Regions from separate parts of the Homo sapiens genome. Here region 1 is linked to region 2. A link is a loop called in an ENCODE intact Hi-C map of the cell type or tissue named here. Cell type or tissue: CD4-positive, alpha-beta T cell. All regions are shown on one strand. Links, peaks and the distances in the headings refer to the core of each region. The heading gives the core; the rest is flanking DNA.

Evidence for each region. A loop is a pair of places that touch in the nucleus more often than their neighbours do. Peaks named below come from ENCODE experiments on the same cell type or tissue, not always from the same donor. Only the 100,000 strongest peaks of a DNase experiment are listed, where the experiment ranks them.
Region 1: it touches region 2 in a loop (5-fold over the local background); 16 of 110 quality-filtered maps call a loop at or near these places.

What each region holds. Positions count from the first base shown.
Region 1 is chrX:135,003,055-135,005,979 of GRCh38, reverse strand. No RefSeq gene overlaps it. Among named protein-coding and RNA genes, the nearest start is that of SMIM10, 14 kb to the right of the region's middle. RefSeq lists enhancers at 889-1,397, 1,398-1,908 and a silencer at 1,816-1,875. In CD4-positive, alpha-beta T cell, for the core only: no CTCF peak of the experiment used is centred there; a DNase peak (open chromatin) is centred at 1,699; H3K4me3 peaks cover 1,210 bases; H3K27ac peaks cover 426 bases.
Region 2 is chrX:135,053,437-135,056,361 of GRCh38, reverse strand. No RefSeq gene overlaps it. Among named protein-coding and RNA genes, the nearest start is that of RTL8A, 2.8 kb to the right of the region's middle. In CD4-positive, alpha-beta T cell, for the core only: no CTCF peak of the experiment used is centred there; no DNase peak of the experiment used is centred there.

The DNA.
Region 1 (2,925 bases), core at 261-2,760, 51 kb after region 2:
AAACTCCTGGCCTCAAGCAATCCTCCTGCCTCAGCCTCCCAAAGTGCTGAGATTACAGGTGTGAGCCACTGCCACTCAGCCCAGATAAGGCTTTCGATGCCCAGTTGCACTGGCCCCCAGATAGTGGAGGGTCATTGGCCAAGTACATGTCATCTTCCCTCATTTTTTCATTATACAAGGGAATGTGTGAGTTAAGATGACCATTGTCTCAGAAAGCCAGGGACACACTGAGACAGGAATTGCTGCTGCTGGAGGTTCCCTGAGCTATCACCATCCATAGACTAGGGAGTATATAAGGCTGGTTCACCCTGCCATCCTAACTCCCCAGAGAAACTGTAAGTGACGATGAGGAGCCTGGATGGAGAGGGGCAATGTCTGGGGAAAGAGACATTATATGAGGGCAAGATGCGGTAAATGCCCTCAAGGAAGAAATAGGACCTACAGGGTAAGAAACTAAAGAAAAATTTGGTGAGATTTGGGGGATGCTTCTCACATGTATTTTTAACTGAGGATTAGTAATATAATAAAATAAATAAATAGCAAAATCACAAACCCATCAAGTTCCCTATTGTAATAGCTACAATTAGCCCAGTTACTACCTCTGACAGACCCTGTGCTGAGCATTAGTCTGTATCATCTTTCTTCATGCTTATAGTAATCTGGGCAGCCAGGCCCTATATGTATGTCTCAGAGAAGTCAAGTCACTTGCTCAAGGACATACTGTTAGTAATTTGCTGAGGCAGGATTAAAACCCAGGCATGTGTGATTCTATACCTTGTTTGATCTTAACCCCACAGCACCCTAGAATGGACAAGGGCTGGTACACAGATATTCATTAAAGAAAATTTGAAAACAGAGATTATTAGAAAAAAATAGCATTATTCTTACCATATAAACTGAAACAGTTTATATCTTGTTTTATTGTCATCTAGTCCTTCTTTTCCATATATATTTATAACTCTATTGTGTTTGCAATTTATTTTCCATTGCTTTGACTTAATTTATGTGCATTACCTTATTGCTTCATTTTTTGTAACCTGTGTTTTCATGTTTTTTTTTAAACAACTGTGTTCTTTTTTATTACAAAACTGTTCTCTATCTTATTGCAAAGGACTTGTCAATTCATAATGGCACAAAGGAGAGAATAACAAGTGAACTATACAGAAAGTGACTCACCAGAGATAATTACTTCAATTTTTTCTTTTAATTGCAAAGACACAATGAGCAGAGGAGTAAGCAGCAGTTATTCCAGTCGGAGTTGGGTGCATCTGTGGAAAGTGCCAAACGGACCTGTTTCTCCCTCAGAGAACATTTCTTCCCCTTCCTGTTGTGTGCCCCCTTCTGCCTCCCGGTTTCTGCATAAGACAGGTGGGCTTAGAATTGTCACTGTAGTCTGGGGTAGAGTGGATTCTAGGCAGCTGGGGGCAGCCGTAGGGCATTGTCCTCCTAAAGGCTGTGTCAGAGGGTGGAGGCAAAGAAAAATGTCCTTTTTGTCCCGATTTGGACCCTATTTCAGGTCAGTGGGTATGATTTTGCCATTTGCTTTTAGTCTTTCACCAACGTCACAAAATTACATTACCACTCCGATCTTTATATTTCTAAGCATCACCGGAAATGCATGGTTGTGGAGGCGTGTCCATGGGGCGGAATGTGGGCCTGTCCATGGGGCGGAATGTGGGCTTGGCCATGGGCGTGGCCTGAGTGCTTGCGCGGGCTCCGCCCCCAAAGCCCGATGGTCACTAGTGCGCAAGCTCAGAACGGGGCCGGGCCGCGGCTGTGAGAACGTGGGGGAGGGCTTAACTCTCTTCAGGAGGCGGGGTCTGAATCAGAAAGGTGGGGCCAAGATTTCCCAAGGCAGGCGCGGGCGAGGGGCGGTGCGCGGGGGAAGATCCCAGGACAGTTTGCGGTGTGAGGGGAGATTGCGCCCGCTGCCCAAAGAGAGCAGAGGACACGTGTTCTGGAAGGTGATGCGGCCTCCTACCGTACTCCTCCCCTCACCTAACTCATCAGCTGTAGCGTGTCCCTTTACTGACTCTCGGCTGTGGACGCCACTGGAGTGAGGTTCTGTGAACACATTTTCCTCCTTCATGCATCTCTCAGCCAGATTATTGGCTCCCTGGCCGCAGATGTGGTTACTTTGAAACATTAATAGGAAAGCCCCAAATATTAGCAAACATCCAGAGCAGCACATTCAAAGAGTAATGCACCATGAACAGTTAATAGAAGGTGGGTTAAATGTTCAGAAATCTATTAATTTGCTATATTAGGACACTAAATGAAAATAATTATAGGACATCTTCAGAGATGCTGAAAATATAAAAATAGGAGGGATTGTATTATTTTACCAGAAACATTTGCTTTTAGTGTTTTACCAACACCACAAAATTGAATTGCCACTCTGATCATTACATTACTTTCTTTAACATCATAATCACATATATGCACATAATACACCATTTACTTAGGGCAGTCAGTTTTAATGACACTTCTGTTTCTTTCATGAATCATGTGTTTTTATGAGATACTGCTGTGTGTCAACCCCCCTTGGATGCCCAAAACAGCTCAGCCCAAAGAAGATGCGGTTCGAATTTAAAATACATAATTTAATCATGGGTTTAGAGTTAGGATTTTAAGTAAAACTCTTACTAATTTTTATATACATACATACTACATATATACATACATACTACATACTACATATATATACATATAATATTGGAACATTTAAGAGAAGCTTAGTTTCACTGTTACCGGTTTACTTTTTTATTTTTTGAGATGGAGTCTCGCTCTATTGTGCAGGCTGGAGTGTAGTGGCGCGATCTTGGCTCACTGCAACCTCTGCCTCCCAGGTTCAGTCAGTCCTCCTGTCTCAGCCTCCCAAGTAGCTGGGATTACAGGCACATGCCACCATGCCTGGCTAATTTT
Region 2 (2,925 bases), core at 132-2,631:
CTGCCTCCTGCCAGATCAGTGTGAAGCATTAGATTCTCATAGCGAACCGCGAAAGTTCCACTGTCCCCCTCGCAGGGCATGCAATGGGGGTGTGGCTGGCTTCTTCAGTGTCCCGCTGCTCAAACCTCTAGGGGAGCATACAGACGGGCAGGCTGTGGGGGTCCAACCCCATGGCAGTATCTAGGGGTGAATGTTTACAGCTCCTGAAGCCCCAGTGGGCATGTGTTACAGGGTGCTCTTTTAGTTTAGCCGTCCATAGGCGACTTGTGTTAGCTCGATTAGACCTCCTTCCTTATCAAAAGGACAGAAGGATTTCTATATCCCAGGGTTTCTTGTCTTGTTGTACTGGAAGAATTGGATCACATATGGGCGTGGAGAATGAGTGCAAGGTTTTACTGAGTAGCTCTCAGCAGATTGGGGAGCCAGATAGGAGATGGTTTTCCCCTGGAGTCAGGCCACTCGGTGGCCCAACTCTTCTCTAACCACTCTGGCCAAATTCCATGTCATTCCACCAGTCCATGGCCTGCCGGCCTGCCAGTGCCCGTCCATGTGCTCTTCTACCAGCGTGCTTTCGACAACCAATGTGTTCCTCACGACGTCCAGCCACTTGGGTCTGCCTGCTAGGTCTTGGGTTTTTATAGGCTCAGGATGGGGGCATGGCAGGCCAGGATGGTCTTGGAAAATGCAACATTTGGGCGTGAAAGCAGGAGTGCCTGTCCTTACCTAGGTCCGTGGGGGTGGAGCTCTAGCCAGGGACCCACCTTTCTCTACCCAGCACTTCCCTTCCCCCCTCCCATATCATTTAAAGAGACCACACTCTTCCCTTCACAGCACTCCCGTATCAATAGGAGCAGGAACCCTATTGTGAGCTGCACATGTGAGGGATCTATGTTACATGCTTTTTATGAGAATCTAATGCCTGATGATCCGAGATGGAACAGTTTCATCCTGAAATCCCCCACCCCAGCCCCATCCATGGAAAAATTGTCTTCCATGAAATCAGTCCCTGGTGCCAAAAAGGTTGGGCACTACTATCTTAAACAACATATATATATATATATATATATATATATATATTTTTTTTTTTTTCACAGTTCTGGAGGCTGGAAGTCTGAGATGCTAGCATTGTCAGGTTCTGATGAAGGCTCTCCTTCTGGCTTGCATATGACCCTCTTCTCATTGTGTCCTCACATCCTAGAGACATAGAGCAAACTCTCTGGTGTTTCTTCTTATAAGGACATTAATCCCATCATGAGGGCCCTACCTCACACCATCATCTTACACTTATTACCTCTTAAAGGGTCTATCACCAAATGCCATCATGTTGGATGTTAGGGCTTTGATATACTAATTTTGGGGGACACAATTTAGTCCATAGCAGTGAGTCAAAGTGACTCCTACATATTGCTATGCTGTTTTTTAAATGGTGTTTCAATTCACAAGACCATCATCAGAGTGTGGAAATTCTAGCCCCACTTCAGCCTTCCCAAGCAATGAATTTTAACAGCCAACTTTACTAATGTACAAAGGAAAAAACATAATCTCCTTCCGTAGCTAATCCTATAGTAATTACTCTAAAATCTCTTCAGATTAAGTTGTTGTCAAGAAGAAATGGCCAAAGCCCCTTTCCACCTTCAGTATGTCATTACAAATTTTGAAGAGGCAAAATAATTTTGTTGTTGGTGCAGACAGGGTAGGCTGAGGAAAAAAAACAACCAAAAATCTCACTATATTCCAACAACAGAATTTTGGTTTTTGCTCATACAGCATGCCCACTGTGGGTCATGTAAGATTCTGCTCCACATCATCTCCACTCCAGGATCCAAGCTGACAGAGAAGCCTGTTTGAGATATTAGCAGTCACCAGGAAAGAAGGAAGAAAGACATGGTAACCCATCTGATATATTTTAAAGCTTCTACCCTGAAGTGACACATAACATTTCTGCCCATGTTTCATTGTCAAAGCAAGTCACATGACCATGTAATGCATTCAACATGCATTCAACAGGACAAGTATGTGGACAGGGAGTGCTACCTAGCAAGGAACACTGAAGGGTAGCAACCAGACTATTTAGCAAACAATAATACAATCTACCACAGTTACATTTTTTTATTCTCAGTATATTATACAAGAGTAACATTATCAGAGACAATGTTCAAAATGGCCTATTTAAATTTAGCAGAGGCAGGACTGCAGTGGTGAGGCCGTGAATCCACCCAGAATACCCCTGACTACATATCTGGATGGATGCATGTACTTTTATATGCAATCCTATATATAATGTGTCCTTACTTTTTTTTTTTTTTGAGATGGAGTCTCCCTCTGTCGCCCAGGCGACAGAGAGTGCAGTGGTGCAATCTCGGTTCACTGCAAGCTCCGCCTCCTGGGTTCACGCCATTCTCCTGCCTCAGCCTCCTGAGTAGCTCAGTGCTGACATGGGACCAGCCAAGCAGAAGAAAAAAGTGTTGCCTGTATTACAGTGGGGTAAACTGGTTTATCACCACAGTTGTAATGTATTTATATTGTATCAACTAAGCATTAATGGAACAACACTTTTCAGAACAGCTTTCTCTGAATACTACTGCCTTAATCAGGCCTGCCAGATATTTTGCATGTGAAAGGTTATGGTGTCACCAGGTACTGTTGCAATTCACAGAGGTGAAGGCAAATTTGTTGTGTCACCTTGTTGGTATGGGGCAATAGCTGGATCTGTAGTTCATTTAGCCCTGCTAGGTCTCCTCCTTCAGCTTCTCCAACTCCTGGGGCAGTATGTGAAGTTCATGGTATAAATCTACAACTCCTCCATCTCCTCACATAAAGAAAATTAACATCTTTATGATGTTGAGTCATCCTATCCCAGATCCAGGGATATCCTTTCATTTTTTGAGTATTCTTTTGTTTTCCTCTTCAGCAATAAAAAAAGTT